Linked DNA regions of Homo sapiens: region 2 is linked to region 1. Evidence: read pairs that join two places in POLR2A ChIA-PET (ENCODE). Cell type or tissue: Panc1. All regions are shown on one strand. Links, peaks and the distances in the headings refer to the core of each region. The heading gives the core; the rest is flanking DNA.

Evidence for each region. Peaks named below come from ENCODE experiments on the same cell type or tissue, not always from the same donor. Only the 100,000 strongest peaks of a DNase experiment are listed, where the experiment ranks them.
Region 2: POLR2A ChIA-PET joins it to region 1 with 10 read pairs; 8 of 35 experiments call an interaction of 5 or more read pairs at or near these places.

What each region holds. Positions count from the first base shown.
Region 1 is chr16:70,493,418-70,501,417 of GRCh38, reverse strand. It overlaps COG4 (component of oligomeric golgi complex 4), which reads left to right. Exons shown (of 19, transcript NM_015386.3): 9 at 327-460; 10 at 3,363-3,481; 11 at 4,031-4,197; 12 at 4,987-5,152. Among named protein-coding and RNA genes, the nearest start is that of COG4, 26 kb to the left of the region's middle. In Panc1, for the core only: no CTCF peak of the experiment used is centred there; no DNase peak of the experiment used is centred there.
Region 2 is chr16:70,400,943-70,411,300 of GRCh38, reverse strand. The region is part of intron 1 of ST3GAL2 (ST3 beta-galactoside alpha-2,3-sialyltransferase 2); the gene reads left to right. Among named protein-coding and RNA genes, the nearest start is that of ST3GAL2, 33 kb to the left of the region's middle. RefSeq lists an enhancer at 6,470-6,639. In Panc1, for the core only: no CTCF peak of the experiment used is centred there; no DNase peak of the experiment used is centred there; H3K27ac peaks cover 782 bases.

The sequences.
Region 1 (8,000 bases), core at 1-8,000:
CGAGCCACTGCACTCCAGCCTGGGCAACAGAGCAAGACTCCATCTCAAAAAAAAAAGTAAAGAAAAGAAGACACATCTCCCAACCTTTTATTTAGGTCTGGCAGAATTTTAGGGAGTGAATGATTTAGGTGAAGCAGGTAAATGGAAAATGTGATTGACAGCTATCTCTGATTCTAATTGGGCCAGCAGAGCTAGGAGGGCCATCTGGCAGAGCTTTTCCTTATGGGCCCAGTGGGGAGGGGGAATTTGGGACTCTCTTTGCCCTGTAGCTCTTGTGTCTAAGGTAATCCATTGTCGTCCTATTCCTTCTGCTCCATGTGTCTCAGAGAACTGGACCCCATCCTGACTGAGGTCACCCTGATGAATGCCCGCAGTGAGCTATACTTACGCTTCCTCAAGAAGAGGATTAGCTCTGATTTTGAGGTGGGAGACTCCATGGCCTCAGAGGAAGTAAAGCAAGGTAAAAACGTTTCCCATATTTTTGGGGAGGGTTGAGGTATAATTGGCAGTGTTTCTTAATAGTTAAGCCACAAATCTCTTATTAAGGAAACAATTGGAACTTATTAGCCCCTGGTGGTCTGTAGGCAAATTGACTCCCAGGAAGAAATCTAAATTTACTGGATTTTAGAATTGGACTAGATCTTTGAGGCCATCTAATCACTTTACAGATGAGGACACTGGTGCCCTGTTTTAAATTTTATGGGATATAAATTATACTTCAATGAAGTGTTCTTTTTTTGTTTTTAAAGAGTACATAGGCCAGGTACGGTGGCTCACATCTGTAATCCCAGCACTTTGGGAGACTGAGGCGGGTGGATTACCGGAGGTCAGGAGTTCGAGACCAGCCTGACCAATATGGTGAAACCCCATCTCTATTAAAAATACAAAAATTAGCTGAGCGTGGTGCAATACACCTGCAGTCCCAGCTACTCGGGAGGTTGAGACGGGAGAATTGCTTGAACCCTGGGGGGCATAGGGCCAAGATCACGCCACTGCACTCCAGCCTGGGTGACAGAGCCAGACTCTGTCTCAAAAAAAAAAAAAAAAAAAAAGAGTATATAATGTACAGGAATCCTCTCATCCCTCTCAGTCTCCCAGTTCCCCCAGTCACAATTTTTCAAGGAATAATTGACATTGATAAGAAAGGGGGCTGGGTGCAGTGGCTCACACCTGTAATCCCAACACTTTGGGAGGCTGAGGCAGGAGAATCGCTTGAGCTCAAGAGTTCAAGACCAGTCTGGGCAACATGACAAGACCCTGTCACTATATTAAAAGATAAAAATTTTGACTGGGTATGGTGGCTCACGCATAATCCCAAAACTTTGGGAGGCCGAGGAGGAAGGATGCTTGAGCCCAGGAGTTTGAGACCAGCCTGGTCAACATAGTGAAACCCCATCTCTAAAAAATTAAATTAAATTAAATTAAATAATAAAAGATAAACATTTAAAAAAATTTTTAGGTCGGGCGCGGTGGCTCACGCCTGTAATCCCAGCACTTTGGGAGGCCGAGGCAGGCGGATCACAAGGTCAGGAGATCAAGACCGTCCTGGCTAACGTGGTGAAACTCCGTCTCTACTAAAAATACAAAAAAATTAGCCGGGCGTGGTGGCGGGTGTCTGCAGTCCCAGCTACTCTGGAGGCTGAGGCAGGAGAATGGCGTGAACCCGGGAGGCGGAGCTTGCAGTGAGCCAAGATCGCGCCACTGCACTCCAGCCTGGGCGACAAGCGAGACTCTGTCTCAAAAATAAATAAATTGTTTAAAAGGCATGCCAGAGTCCAATTTCATTTACAGATTGACTCGCTAGGTTTTTAAGATGACCATTTAATTCCTGCTGGCTACTAAAGTAAGAATTAAAGGAAAAAAATTTAAAAAAATAAAAATCCTGCTGGGCAAATATATGCAGGGTTCTTTGGGCTGGGACTTGAGACCCACCCAGCATCTGTGGCATTCTGCATGGCTTGTGCCAATAATATGTGGCAGGGGCATTACAGAATCAGTGTATAAAGGAAATTGTGTGCTCATTTGGAGTTCGCTTGTCAATGTCAGTGATGACTATCACTTGATCTTAGCCAAAAGACTGAAAAGCAATAATGATGACTATCACTATTCAGAGCTGTGCTGCCCAATACGTAGCCATTCATGAATTCAAATTCAAATTCAAATTTAATTACAATTAAATAAAATTTTAAATTCATCTTTCTCAGCTGGATTCTGAGAAAAAAAAATTTAATAAAAAAAAAAATATTCAGTTCCTAAGTTATGTTCATCACATTTCAAGTGCTCAATCGCTAACATGGCTAATGGCTACTATATCAGATAACAGATACGGAATATTTTCTCTTTTCTTGTTGTTTGTTTATTTTTTGTAGAGACAGAGTATTGCTGTGTTGCCCAGGCTGGTCTCAAAACTCCTGGACCCAAGCGATCCTCGCGCCTTGGCCTCCCAAAGTGCTGGGATTACAGGTGTGAGCCACCACACCTGACCAGAATATTTTCATTATCACAGAAATTCTACTGGACAGTACTGGTGTAGAGAATGAAATATTCTATATCCAATATATTTTTATCTTTGCCATGGAAACTTACATCTTTTGACTCCTATTAATTAATCCTAAGGGAATAATGGAAAAGGAGTAAAAAGTTTTTCATACAAAAGTATTCACTATAATCTCCAATTATTGTGATATTCTGTTATCTCCAGTAATGGCAAAACATTTGGAAATAACCAGGTGTCTAAAAATAGAGTGGTTATTTTCTCAATTTCACATGAAACAACATGAAAGTTAAAAATAAGGCCGGGCATGGTGGCTCACGCCTGTAATCCCAGCAATTTGGGAGGCTGAGGCAGGCGGATCACCTAAGGTCAGGAGTTCAAGACCAACCTCAACATGGAGAAACCCTGTCTCTACTAAAAATACAAAATTTGCCGGGCGTGGTGGTGCATGCCTGTAATCCCAGCTACTCGGGAGGCTGAGGCAGGAGAATTGTTTGAACCTGGGAGGCAGGGGTTGCGGTGAGCCAAGATCACGCCATTGCACTCCAGCCTGGGCAACAAGAGTGAAACTCCGTCTCAAAAAAAAAAAATAGTTAAAAATAAAAAAAGTAGTTTTTAAAATGTGGATTATGCACCTGATGAAATGCCACATAGTCATGAAAAATAAGGTAGGTGAAAACATGGAAAATATTTATGATATACTTTTTTAAAACAGAATTCAAAATTGCTATCTGTATCATGATTGTAACGATGTAAAATATGTACATATTTCAAAGAAAGACTATAAAGGAACCTGAAAAAATGAAAAAAGTTGCTCTGTTTCCCTTGGGGAAAAAAAATGAGTATTCCTTTCTTGGCTGTCCCCTAGAGCACCAGAAGTGTCTGGACAAACTCCTCAATAACTGCCTTTTGAGCTGTACCATGCAGGAGCTAATTGGCTTATATGTTACCATGGAGGAGTACTTCATGAGGGAGACTGTCAATAAGGTAGGACATAGGACGCATCTCTTGGAAATGGGGCTTCCGGTCCAAGAAGCCAGGCTGAGGGAAATGGCTGAGGCATGTCATATTTATTGGTCCTGCTTTGAGAATACTCTTGCATGCAGATTGAGTGGTACCACTTTGTATGTTTAGAGAGCATCTTTGGAGTCGTTGTGTTCTTTGTATACCCAGCTAGGACTTCCTTCCCAAGAATTAAAAAAGAACAGCTCAGCTCAGCTCTTCAGGGAGCCCACTTGTTCCCTACCTCCCTGAAGGTTTGTGGGTAAGGAGCCTCAGGGAAGTAGGGCCCCTGCAGATATCTTACACTCCCCAGGTAATGGATCTCTGCAGGGCTAAGGCCCGAAATATTTAATTTGTTCACCTAGTGATCAATAGGGAAGTAAGCTATTTTGACAAGGAGGATGCACGCCATGTTGGGAGAAACATGGACAAGGTACAGAAAAGGGAGCAGAGCTAGGGCCAGTGTACCCAGAATCATCTAGAACATGACATGCACAACTGGGACCCTCAGTGTTGGCTTTGCCTTTTGGGTAGGCTGTGGCTCTGGACACCTATGAGAAGGGCCAGCTGACATCCAGCATGGTGGATGATGTCTTCTACATTGTTAAGAAGTGCATTGGGCGGGCTCTGTCCAGCTCCAGCATTGACTGTCTCTGTGCCATGATCAACCTCGCCACCACAGAGCTGGAGTCTGACTTCAGGTACAGTTGACTCCCTTTCTCCTTTCTAGGCAGAAAGGCCCTTCCTGTTGATTCCTGAGGCCCATTTGTTTCTGCCCTTTGTCCTCATGATTCTAGTTAAGTTCTATACAGGACATCAGCTCCTATCCCTAAGATAGTATCCTTGGCTCCAGGAAGCTGTTGGTCAGCCATATATCTCATGGGCCAAATTTCTGTTCCCTGGACTAGACTGAAGGAGCTATGGGCCCTTAGACGTAGGAAAGAGAACAGGCAGTTCAGATGAATAATACCACCAATAGGTACCATTGCTACAGGCCCAGCACTATGCTAATCTCCTGCGCTTTTGAGGTCCTAATAACAACCCTATGAAGTAGGAACTGTTAGCTCTGTTTTATAGATGAAGAAACTGTGCTTTAGGGAGATTCCGTCCTCGTCAAAGATCCACCACTTAGGAGTCAGTGGTGGAATCCAGAACTGAGTGACTCAAAACCTGTTCTCAACTCCTACATGGTACTGCGTTCACTAAGCCGCACAGCTTTGTTGGGAGTGCAGTGGTGATGGCTAAAAGCCTCATGAACAGTAGAGATTGGCCAGTCTCCCCTGTATGTTCTTGTCACATCAGTGTCCTTGACGGGGTGCTGGTTACTTTCATACCCTGGCTCCTCAGGTCTCCTACAGTGGTCTTAAGGACTGGTTATTCCCCCTAAAAGAGCACCTTGTGCTGCTGGGTCAGAGTGGTGAAGACTGGCCCTTCTGTCCTGGTGGCCAAGTTGAGCACTGTCAATTCCTCTATGCAATCCTGCCCCCCAGGGATGTTCTGTGTAATAAGCTGCGGATGGGCTTTCCTGCCACCACCTTCCAGGACATCCAGCGCGGGGTGACAAGTGCCGTGAACATCATGCACAGCAGCCTCCAGCAAGGCAAATTTGACACAAAAGGCATCGAGAGTACTGACGAGGCGAAGATGTCCTTCCTGGTAGGTACCCCACAGCTCACGAGCTGGGTTGGTTTATCTCGAGAGGTTACGCTATCACTGCTAAGCCACAGTATAATTGGCCTCTAGCTAGAGACTTTTCCTCCAGTGTCTATATAGAAGGAAAATTCCTCCTTTAAGGGAATTTCCTCCCAGAAGGTTCTGAAACTATTTCTTACTCAGGGACATATTCTGAGTCACCTGAGCCACGATAGAGGCTGGGCTGTCCAGCTGTCACCTAGAATTCATTCCCCAGAGCACTGGCCAGCTGCTCAGGAGCCCACTGAGTGCCAAGCTTGGCTTGCATCTGCCACAGAACCAGCTCTACCATCTGTGCCAGACCACCAGACTGCTTCTCTGAGGAGAGGCCCGCAGCATGGGCAGGCGCCAGTCCTTCGGGCCTGCCATCACTGCTCTGCTAGTACATGTCTTAGGCTTTCAACTTCCTCTGGAAAGGAGGCTTTATTAAAGCCCTTTGCTACCCAGAATGACAGATGTGATAAAGCAGCAAGCCTTCCATTGTGTGACAGCTTGGAAAGGAGGAGCACAGAAGGATGAAAGGATTTGTACAAAGCAACAACCAGTTTGTGATGAGCCAGAAAGACCACAGATGAATCCTAAGCTCAAGATCAGGCCTCTCTGGCACACGCTGTCTTAGCACGCATGGGAGTAGCACAGTCCGAGGTCCATTCTGCTCCATCCCCCACATTGGCCGCACCCTGAGTCTTGACTCCTGAGGCTCAGAGCCTGAAAGAAACATCTAGTAGCATCTGTAGCCCACAAGTGGGGTTGGACGCAAAAATGTTCACATGCATTTTTGGGTCACAGGGTCCTTCCTTAGCTTTTATCAGATTCTTTTTTTTTTTTTTTTGAGATGGAGTCTTGCTCTTGTTCCCCAGGCTGGAGTGCAATGGCATGACCTTGGCTCACTGCAACCTCCGCCTCACAGGTTCAAGCGATTCTCCTGCTTTAGCCTCCCGAGTAGCTGGGATTACAGGCATGCGCCACCATACCTGGCTAATTTTTTTTTTTTTTTTTTTAGTAAAGACTGGGTTTTGCCATGTTGGCCAGGCTGGTCTCGAACTTCTGACCTCAAGTGATCCACCCGTCTTGGCCTCCCAAAGTGTTGGGATTACAGGCATGAGCTACCGTGCCTGGTTATCATATTCTTAAAAGGATCTGTGACCCCCAAAAGAGTTCAGAGCTGTTACTTGCAGAGAGAGAAGCCTAAACTTGCTAATATCTACCAAGCCCTGTGCAGAGGAACCCATAGTAACTAGTTATGAGACAGATCCAATGTGAAAGCTGTTTAGGCAGCCCCACTCTCTTCCTGTCATAGAAAATATTTGCCCTGTGTATGGTTTCTGTCAATCTAGGATATCATGGTTGCTGCCAAAAAAAGATCAGATCCAAAAAACTGTTGCCTGTGAAAGTTGTTACCTTTGGAGAACTTTGCCAAAATGCCCAGCAACCAGCATCACATCATGAACCAACTTAAATTTTTATTTTGTTTGTGATTTTTTTTACAGAACTTACTTTCATTTCTGTGCTCAGAAATAATCATTGGCTGCTTGCTGCCTACCACATCAAAGCTAGATGTCTTTGTTTAAGCCTCCTAACTCTAACCCATACCACCTTTCCAGTTCCGTTTTCCACCACTTGACTACATGTCTCCAAAACCGGCCAGTGCATATTCGCTCTGTGAGGACCTCCCATTAACACAGTTTCATTGTTTGAGGCCCCAGAAGATAAGACCAAAAAGAGAGGCGATGCTAAATGCTTGGTGACAGGTTTCTGGTTTTCCTGACACCAAGTATTTAAAATGTCATCACTCCCATTGCAGGGCCTATTTTTTATGTCACCTTGATTCATTTGGCTGTCTAGATGAATTCTCCAAATTTACTGACATCATGCACTGTGGGCAGGGAATAAACCCAGTGAATCCACGCTTACTAGGGCTGTCAGTACAGGGGAAACTTTGAAATCAATACCATTTGAACTCAAATCCAGAAGTCCTCATGACAGTTATTCTTGGTGCTCTTAAATGCCTTGGAAACACTTATGGCCTTCATCCTTCAGCTGTCAGGACAGGACAGTTATTTGGAAACTTGTGACATTAGAGGCCTCATGTTGTGGCATATTAAAGAAAGACCTTTAGGCTTATCTGTCCACAATCAGAGTGGCCTAAGCAGCACTGTCAGCATCATGACTTTCAGCACTGGCTGCAGGACACCGACAAGGGAAGCACTCTGGGCAAGATGAGAGGGACTTCCTAATCACAGCCCCTGGGGTTCTGAGATCCTCCTTTTACCCTGAAATCCTGAAGCTCCTGACTCATGTCTCGAAGACTGGCTCCTCCTTACCTCACCCCTGCCTTCCTCATCATGCCACCAGCAGACCAGTTTACAGGCAGTGGGATCCCCAGGCCCTCTATTTCCTCCCTCCCACGGCCTCTAGATGAGTATTCCTGAACCACAGCTGTGCTCATGTGGCATTCACCTGCTTTAAAAATCCTCAGTGCCAGCCCACTGTCCACAGGTCACAGGGCTAACTCTGCAGCAGAGCACCCAAGTCCCCGTCAGTCTCTGCCCCTCGCAGCTCTACCTCCTGCCACTTCCCTGCACGTGTCTGTGAACTGACTCTGCTATTTCTCAAATACCTTTTTGGGTTTTGTGCCATTCTGCACTTGCTTATATTATCCCCTTTCCAGAATATGTTCATTCACTCTCTTACTCATTGCACAAATATTTATTGAGAAACTTCTAAATATCAGGCACTGTTCTGGGTTCTAGAGCTACACTGCCCAACATGGTAGTCACCAGCCACAGGTGGCTATTGAAATTTACATTTA
Region 2 (10,358 bases), core at 1,396-9,395, 92 kb after region 1:
TGATTCTTGTGCCTTAGCCTCCTGAGTAGCTGGAAATACAAGCACTTGACCCCACGCCCAGCTAATTTTTGTATTTTTAGTAGAGATGGGGTTTCACCATGTTGCCCAGGCTGGTCTCGAACTCCTGACCTCAGGTGATCTGCCTGCCTCAGTCTCCCAAAGCGCTGGGATTACAGTTGTGAGCCACTGCGCCCGGCTGCTTATTTGGAAAGGAAAATCTTTCCAAGATGGCCCTAACACATACTCCCTTGGGTCTCATTGACCTGAGCTGGTCCATCCTCAAACCAATTCCTGGTGAAAAAGGGACAGGCTTGCTGTGGTTGGCGCTGGTTGGCTTTGGCCAGTCTTGCATCATCTGCCAGGACTGGGTCCTTAGCTGCCCAAACAAATCAGGATTCTGTTGGCAAGCGAAAAAGAGAGTGGCCGCTGGTAGACAGCCAACAGTGTCTGCTACAGACGGCAAAACACAGAGACAAAAAAAAAAAAAAAAAACAGGATCTAAATGGGCTTTTAATTTTTTTTTTTAAGAGAAAACTAGAATTGTTGACCACATTACCAAGGAAGAATAAGAATAGAGAATTTTATTGTTAAGCCACACCAAATTTCTGCCTTGTTAAGAGAATGGCATTACTGAAAAACTGAAGACTTCATCAAGAAAATGTACATAAGCTAACAATATAAGATTAATCACTAAAAAAAAAGTAATATAATTTCCAGACCAGGAGGGGGAAAAAAAGTGGTGAGGGTTGGCCGGGCGTGTTGGCTCTCGCCTGTAATCCCAGCACTTTGGGAGGCCGACGCAGGCAGATCACGAGGTCAGGAGATCAAGACCATCCTGGCTAACATGGTGAAGCCCTGTCTCTACTAAAAATACAAAAAAAAATTAGCCGGGCATGGTGGTGGGCACCTGTGGTCCCAGCTACGGGGGAGGCTGAGGCAGGAGAATGGCATAAACCTGGGAGGCAGAGCTTGCAGTGAGCCGAGATCAAGCCACTGCACTCCAGCCTGGGTGACAGGGTGAGACTCCGTCTCAAAAAAAAAAAAAAAAAAAAAAAAAAAAGGTGAGGGTGGAGATAATATGTCAACCCAAGTCAGGAAAAGAAAAAAAATACAGAAAAAATAGTAGACAAAATACTGAATAAGATAGTAACATAACTCCAAGTGAAATGGATTAAACTCATCTATTTGAAAACAACAACAGCATCAGGTGAAATAAAAAGCAAAGAAGTCTGAGGACTGAGCAAGGTGGCTCATATCTGCAATCTCAGCTCTTTGGGAGGCCACGTTGGGAGGATCATTTGAGAACAGGAGTTGGAGATCAGCCTGGGCAACATAGCAAGACATCATCTCTACAACAACAAAAAAAACAACAAAAGTAGTGCACACCTGTAGTCCCAGCTACTTGGGAGGCTGAGGCAGGAGTCTGAGAGTTCAAGTCCAGCCTGGGGAACATAGCAAGACCCTGTCTTTATGAAAAAAAAAAAAAAAAAAAAAATTTAGCCAGGTCTGGTGGCGTATGCCTATGGTCCTAGCTACTCGGGGGCCTGAGGTAGGATCATTTGAGCCCAGGTGGTCGAGTCTACAGTCAACTGTGATTGCGCCACCGGCATTCCAGTCTGGGCAGCAGAGTGAGATCCTGTCTCAAAAAGGGGGAAAAAGCCTGGGCGCAGTGGCTGACACCTGTAATCCCAACACTTTGGGAGGCGGAGGTGGGCGGAACACCTGAGGCTGGGAGTTCGAGACCAGCCTGGCCAACACGGTTAAACCCCATCTCGACTAAAAATACAAAATTAGCCAGGCATGGTGGCGCATGCCTGTAATCCCAGCTACTCAGGAGACCGAGGCAGGAAAATTGCTTGAACCTGGGAAGTGGAGGTTGCGGTGAGCCAAGATCACGCCATTGTACTCCAGTCTGGGCAATAAGAGCAAAACTCCGTCTCAAAAAAAAAAAGCCGCCAGAGGCGGGAAGCTAGCTAGAATGTGGAGAGACCTGGTCTTCCCCACACAGGTGGTTTGAACTTTTTTCATAAAATAGAGATGAGGTCTCACTCTGTTGCCCAGGCTCCAACCCCTGGACTGAAGCGATCATCCAGCCTCAGTCTCCCAAAGTGCTGGGATTATAGGTGTGAGCCACCACAACCAGCCGAGAACTGTTTTTCTAGACGTTACTTCATGCCTTAGTGTAGATAGGTACAGCAAGATACTGGATTTCCCCCTGCCCACTCCGACTCAAAACACAGTGGGGCTCCCTCCTGAGGTAGCAGGTGGTGGATCTGAAGGGACCCTTCACCCCAACTCCCCTGCCGCACCCTCTCCCCGTGCCTCAGGGCCCAGCTTCCTCCTCTTAGAGGCCGTTTCTTTATTTTTTCTTTCTTTTTTTTTTTTTTTTTTTTTTTTTTTTTTTTTTTTTGTTTCTTTGAGCTGTCTCCTACAGGAAGAGGCTGTTAGGGTGCAGCCTCGATCTTTGTCCAGAGAAGACTGACAGTTTATTTCTCTAGGACTTCATTGAAAGCCAAAGTTATGCTCTTGGTTTGAAGAAGTGTGTTAGCTCTTGCCTTCTGGGTTTCTGGCTACAAACTCTGGGCGGCATCAAGAGGTACCAGAGCTGAGATTTCAGATGGATATAAAGTCAAAGTTGGATGTCCTGCAGGAAGGGAGGGGCTGCCCGAGGGTTTGGTGCTGCGGAGTGGAAAGGGCCTGAGTCCCTAGGGTAGCACTGAGGGGTCTGTGCCAGAGGCTGATACCAGGGTGTTGCAGTGCGGGTGACTTCAGTTAACCAAGCAGGGTGGTGAAGCGGCCCATTCTCAGACAGGTCAAGGACAGGCCTCGCTGCTTTTGAGTTGTTGGGGAGGGAGGGGCTTTCGGTAACTGGCCACCTGCGCCCACCCCCACCCCTCCGCCCCAGCTCCTTCTGCCTGGTTTGGGTGCTGCCCCCCACCCAGGAGGCAGGGAGTGTTCTGGGTTGCTAGGCTGGCAGGGATCTGGGGCACAGCGAATGTTTTGATGGTTGTACCCCAGTTAGTGGAAGAGTGCTTTGGGAAGGCAGTGGGGGCTGTGGAAGGAGCTCTGGGCTTGAAGTCATCAGACCTGGCATGGCGTTAAAGCATCTTCACTTCCGCCTGGCTGACCTTGTTCAGCTGGTCCTGGGACTCCTGCGCATACTAAATGAGAGGCTATCCCCCGAAAATGCTCAGAGGTTCATAAAGCATCGGTCCATTGGAGCAGTAGGCTGTGGCTTCATGCCTTTAGAATGAGCTTTGGGACACGTCCTCAGGCTGTGTGTAAGTGGGTGGAGAGGGGCTTTATCTTTCGTCTTTCTCCTCTCCCTCCCAGAGGCAAGCAGCACCCATCCCCCCAGGCTCCGTGCCTTATTTTGACGTTTCTTTTCTCTGCATGCCAAGAAGGTTGTATTCAGCTGTGCTGGTCTGAGGTGGTGCTTATCCTGTGCTTCATTAGGTTAAGTCGTTGATGGCTGTCTCCTGGGATCTGACCGAGAATTGGCTCTAAAGCTGCTACAGCCTCCAAAACAGTCCCTGCTGTTCTCGTTTTGGGGCACTCTTTGCTTTGCTCCTCAATCAGGTGCTTTTGTTTTTTCCTTCCATTTACCTGCGTGCTGGTGAGGGTCTCCTTTGAGGTTCCTTGTACTGGGAGGTGGAAGTAGCCCTTCGGCTGCATCTCCTGAGGATGGAAGGCGGGGTCTTCAAGGCCCTTGCTGCCCCTGACCTCTGGATCCTGGCTGCCAGTTCCTCTGGACAGCCTCAGCAACTTGGACATGGACCAGCCATTCAGGGGACATTTATTGATAAATGGTCTCCCCAAATTTGCCAAATTTGTGACCACAAACTTCTTAGAAGACTGTAGTATTGGCACAGTGGCTCACACCTGTAATTCCAGCACCTGGGGAGGCCGAGGCAGGCGGATCACTTGAGGTCAGGAGTTTGAGACCAGCCTAGCCAACATGGCGAAACCTCATCTCTGTTGAAAATACAAAAATTAGCTGGGCGTGGTGGCACGGGCCTATAGTGCCAGCTGCTTGGGAGGCTGGGGCAGGAGAATTGCTTGAACCCAGGAGGTGGAGGTTGCAGTGAGCCAATATTGCGCCACTGCACTCCAGCCTGGGCAACCGAGTGAGACTCCATAAAAAAAAAAAAAAAGGCCATAGTGTTGTCTTGCCACCTCCTAAATTTCCCTAGTTACTCCCTTTCTCTTTTAGAAGACTATTTCACATCTGGTCTCTCTGTAAATCTCCAACCCCAACAATAAAGGGACACTCCTCACTGTCTGTGCCGCTTGCTCGGCTTTGCCACCTGTCCCACAGGTAGCCCCCCTCCAGGACGACACTCGATGCCATCATCTCGTGCTGCTCCCGGCCTTTGTTCCTCTGTTCACTTCTTTTTCCTGGATCATAAATTTCCCCTCTAATAATTCATTCCCATCAGTGTACACACATTCTAGACCATCTCTCAGCTGAATCCCATTCCACATTCCACTCTCTTACATCCCATTCCTTTTTTTTTTTTGAGACAGAGTCTCACTCTGTCACCCAGGCTGGAGTGCGGTGGCACGATCTTGGCTCACCGCAACCTCCACCTCCCAGGTTCAAGCGAGTCTCCTGCCTCAGCCTCCGAAGTAGCGGGATTACAGGCGCATGCCACCACACCCAGCTAATTTTTGTATTTTTAGTAGAGATGGGGTTTTGCCATGTTGGCCAAGCTGGTCTCAAACTCCTAACCTCAGGAGATCCGCCACCCTCGGCATCCCAAAGTGCTGGGATCACAGCTGTGAGCCACTGTGCCTGGCCCCCCACTCCAGCCCAGGCTGGAGTGCAGTGGCATAATCTCGGCTCATTGCAACCTCCACCTCCTGGGTTCAAGCATTTCTCCTGCCTCAGCCTCCCTAGTAGCTGGGACTACAGGTGCCTCTGCCACCACCCCCCGGCTAATTTTTGTTATTTTTAGTAGAGATGGGGTTTCACCATGTTGGCCCTGCCACCACCCACAGCTAAGTTTTGTTATTTTTAGTAGAGATGGGGTTTCACCATGTTGGCCAGGCCGATCTTGAACTCCTGACCCCAGGTGATCTGCCCACCTCGGCCTGCCAGAGTGCTGGGATTACAGGGGTGAGCCACCACGCCCAGCACCATTCTCTCTTTTTGTTGTAACACCTTTATTGAGCTATAATTCACACACCATGCAGTTCATCTCTTTGAAACATACAAGTCAGTGGCTTTTTTTTTTTTTGAGACGGAGTCCTGCTCTGTTGCCCAGGCCGGAGTGCAGTGGCATGATCTCGGCTCACTGCAAGCTCTGCCTCCCGGGTTCACGCCATTCTCCTGCCTCAGCCTCCTGAGTAGCTGGGACCACAGGCGCCCGCCACCATGCCTGGCTAATTTTTTTGTGTTTTTAGTAGAGACGGGGTTTCACCATGTTAGCCAGGATGGTCTTGATCTCCTGACCTCGTGATCCACCTGCCTCGGCCTCCCAAAGTGCTGGGATTACAGGCGTGAGCCACCGCGCCTGGCTGTCAGTGGCTTTTAACCTATTCACCACAAACAATTTTGGAACATCACCCCAGAAGAAAACTCCAACCCACTGGCAGTCATTCCCCATTCTTCTCTATCCTCCAGCCCCTGGCAACTGGTAATCTACTGTCTGTCTCTATGGATTTGCCTATTCTGTACATTTTACATAAATCATCTGGCATGGGGCCTTTTGTGCCTTATTCCTTTTTTTCCTTTTTTTTTTTTTTTTTTTTTTTTTTAAGACGGAGTCTCACTGTGTCACCCAGGCTGGAGTGCAGTGGCGCAATCTCGGCTCACTGCAAGCTCCGCCTCCCGGGTTCATGCCATTCTCCTGCCTCAGCCTTCCGAGTATCTGGTACTACAGGCTCCCGCCACCATGCCCGGCTAATTTTTTGTGTTTTTAGTAGAGATGGGGTTTCACCATGTTAACCAGGATGGTCTCGATCTCCTGACCTCGTGATCCGTCTGCCTCGGCCTCCCAAAGTGCTGGGATTACAGGCGTGAGCCACCGCACCAGGCTGTGCCTGGCTCCTTTCACTTAGCACAGGGTTTTCAAGTTCATCCATGCTGTAGCAGTGCCAGAACTTGATTCCTTTTTATATCTGAATAATACTCCCTTGTATGGATATACCACATTTTGTTTATTTATGTATTGGTTGATGGAACTTTGAGTTGTTTCCATGTTGGCACTCTTATGAATAATGCTGCTATAAATCATTTGTGTATGAGGTGTTTTTTTTTTTTTTTTGAGATGGAGTCTCACTCTGTCGCCAGGCTGGAGTGCAGTGGTGCGATCTCGGCTCACTGCAACCTCTGCCTCCCAAGTTCAAGCGATTCTCCTGCCTCAGCCTCCTGAGTAGCTGGGACTACAGGCGCACGCCAGCCATGCCCAGCTAATTTTTGTATTTTTAACAGAGATGGGGTTTCACCAAGTTGGCCAGATGGTCTTGATCTCTTGACCTCGTGATCTGCCCATCTTGGCCTCCCAAAGTGCTGGGATTACAGGTGTGAGCCACCGTGCCCGGCCATGTGTACAAGTTTTTATGTGAACCTAAGTTTTCATTTCTCTTGAGTATATACCTAGAAGTGGAATTGCTGAGTCATATATTATGGTGACTGTATATTTAATCTTTTGAGGAACTGCCAGACTGTTGCCCAAAGCGACTGCACCATTTCACATTCCCAATAGCAAAGTCTGAGGGTTCCAATGTCTCTGCGTCCTCACTAACACTGGTTATTATCTGTCTTGTTGGTTACAGCCACCCTGATGGGCAGGAAGTGGTATCTGATTGTGGTTTTGATTTGCATTTCCCTGATGATTAATGACGTTGAGCATCTTTTCCTGTGCTTGAGCCTCGCAATACCCCTGGATCAGTCATTGTGAAGGTCACCACTGCCCTCCATCCAGTGGTCAGTTCTCAGTCCTCGCCTTACTTTTTCAAACACTTGACACTGTTAATTCCTCCTTCATTCTCGAAACTTTCTTCTCTTGGCTTCCCAGATGCAGGGCTGTTTTTCCCCCTGCCTCATTGGCTGTTTCTTTCCTGGCTTCTCTTTCAGACAGCAGAGTACCCCAGGCTTTGTCCTGAGCCGCCTACTCTTGTCTGTGGTAGACCCTCCCTAGATCTTTTCTTCTGGTCCTGTAGTTTTAAGAATGAACTGTACTCTGATGACTCTCAGATATATCCCTCTAACTCTGACCTCACCCATGAGCTTCAAACAGGTGTGTTCAACTGCCTGTTTCCAACTGCATGTGGATGTCTAAAAAACTTTCTTTTTTTTTTCGAGTTGTGGTATCACTCTGTCACCCATCCTGGAGTGCCATGGCATGATCACGGCTCACTGCAACCTTGAACTCCTGGGCTCAAGTGATCCTTATGCCTAAGCCTCCTGAGTAGGTAGGACTGACTACAGGCACCTGCCACCATGCCCAGCTAATGTTTTTACTTTTTTGTTTGTTTGTTTGCTTGAGACAGTGTCTCACTCTGTCACCAGGCTGGAGTGCTGTGGTGCAATCTCAGCTCACACAACCTCTGACTCCCTGGTTCAAGCAATTCTCCTGCCTCAGCCTCCCGAGTAGCTGGGATTACAGGCACCCACCACCACGCCCAGCTAATATTTTGTATTTTTAGTAGAGATGGGGTTTCGCCATGTTGGCCAGGAAGGTCTCAATCTCCCGACCTCATGATCCGCCCGCCTCGGCCTCCCAAAGTGTTGGGATTACAGGCATGAGCCTTCATGCCCAACGTTTTTACTTTTTTGTGGAGATGGGGTCTTGCTGTGTTGCCCAGGCTGGTCTCAAACTCCTGACCTCAAGTGATCCTCCCGCCTTGGCCTCCCAAAATGTTGGGATTACAGACATGAGCCACCACAGCTGGCCTAAAAGACATCTTAAATTTAACCAGAACTTTTGTTTTTTCTCAGCCAAACCCATTAATTTTCTGTCTTTTCTGTATAGTGAATGACAGCCCCATCCACAAGGTTGCTCAGGCCACAGCCTCCATATCTCCCTGATTCCTGTCTTCCTCTTCCCACCCTGCTCCCCTCTTCCCTTCCCCATGGGCCCCCTCCTTGTACCCTCCAACTACCCTACTAGTTAAGCCCTTCAGAGTACATCCAGCCATTTCTCACCACCTCCACCACCTGGGATATTGCAACAGTTCCTTTCTGGTCTCCCTGCTAGTCTTACGCAACAGCCAGAGTAGTGCTTTAATAAAACATGTTTTAACCTAAAAGCATTTTAGATTTTACTACGAAATGCATCATAGACTCAAAGTAGTATATATCGTATTTGTGCTCTTTACAGAATAAACATAAGAAATACTCCATGGCTAGGCGCAGTGGCTCATGCCTGTAATCCCAGCACTTTGGGAGGCTGAGGCGGGTGGATCACCTGAGGTCAGGAGTTAAAGACCAGCCTGGCCAACATGGTGAAACCCCATCTCTACTAAAAATACAAAAAATTAGCTGGGTGTGGTGGCACATGCCTGTAATCCCAGCTACTCAGGAGGCTGAGACAGGAGAATCGTTTGAACCCAGGAGGCGGAGGCTGCAGTGAGCCAAGATCACGCCACTGCACTCCAGCCTGGTGACAGAGCAAGACTCCGTCTCAAAAGAAAAAAAAATACTTCTGTACCCACCACCTGGATTACAAGGTACCCAGTACTCCTGAAGCCTCTTCAGCCCTCCTTATTTCATCTACCTCTCTTCCCCCTCCAGAGGAATTCCCTGAATTTTGTGTTGTTTCCTTGATTTTCTCTATTATTATCTTTATAGAGAGGCATAGAAAATGTCTTGCTTAGCTTTGCGTATTTTTTAGCTTTTCATGGATTCATGCTGTGATCATTTATCCATGACTACTCTTTTTGCTCGATATAATGTTTTTTGGCCATATTCATCCCTGTTAATGTCTGAAACCGGAGTTCATTCATTTTACTATATGGTACAAAATGCACCACAATTTATCCATTCTTTTTTTTTTTTTTTTTTTTTTTTTGAGAAATAGTTTCGCTCTTGTTGCCCAGGCTAGAGTGCATTGGCACGATCTCCCACTCCTGGGTTCAAGCGATTCTCCTGCCTCAGCCTCCCAAGTAGGTGGGATTACAGGCATGTGCCACCATGCCCGGCTAATTTTGTATTTTTAGTAGAGATGGGGTTTCTTCACGTTGGTCAGGCTGGTCTCGAACTCCCAACCTCAGGTGATCCACCCGCCTCGGCCTCCGAAAGTGCTGGGATTACAGGTGTAAGCCACCATGCCTGGTCTTTTTTTTTTTTTTTTTTTTTTTGAGGCAGAGTTTTGCTCTTGTCGCCCAGGCTGGAGTACAATGGCGTGATCTTGGCGCACTGCAACCTCCGCCTCCTGGGTTCAAGTGATTCTCCTGCCTAAGCCTCCTGCATAGCTGGAATTATAGGTGGCCACCACAACGCCTGGCTGATTTTTTGTATTTTTAGTAGAGATGGGGTTTCACCATGTTGGCCAGGCTGGTCTTGAAATCCTGACCTCAGGTGATACACCCACCTCAGGCTCCCAAAGTGGTGGGATTATAGGCATGAGCCATTGGGCCTGCCTCCTCCGAGCTCTTTATATTGAGGTGTGCATGGGCTTAACAAAATGATCTGAGTAGCTGTGAAGGGGAGCAAGCCCATGACGTGGTGGGCAGCTGAGGGGCACAGGTAGAAATGAACTGTGAGAGGGTCATTGCCAGGTCATTTTTGGGATTTTTAGTGCATGTTTGGGGGCCTTTGATTTTTTTTTTAGCTCCTCCCCATGGCTCCATTTGCCCTCACCACAACAAGCTGAGCATCCTGTATTTGCAGTAACACCTGGACCTGGGGTTCCCAAAGCAAGGGCCTTTGCCAGATGCTCTACTTCTCTGCTCTTTCCTCTACTTCTCTGCTCTTTCCAGACATGTCAAAACCAGGGATTTTCCCCTCCCTAACAGGCAGTGCAGTTCCTTCGCGTGCCCCCTGCGTTGATCTAGAATCCCAAGGAGTTAATGACTTCCCTGATTGAGTTGCTTCCTTTGGAAGCCTCCTGTGCCAGCTCTGCCCAGCCCCCGCCTTCAGTGGCCACTGCGGGGCTGCCCAGCCAGAAACCAGGTCTCCCCAGGCAGGACCTCTCGCTCCCATCAGCTGCAAAGTCACTGTCTTCCAGGGCCACCTGCCTCATGACTGGCTCTCCTCAGGTCACAGGAAGCTGGGAGCGGGACCCTGAAAGAACTCGAGTTCTGTCCTTAGATGTTGGGCATGCAGCAGGCAAAGGGAGAATGAGAGGAGACAAGGACCTGGCTTCCCATCTACAGACTGTTCAGCCAAGGCCATGCCTAGAGTGGGATCT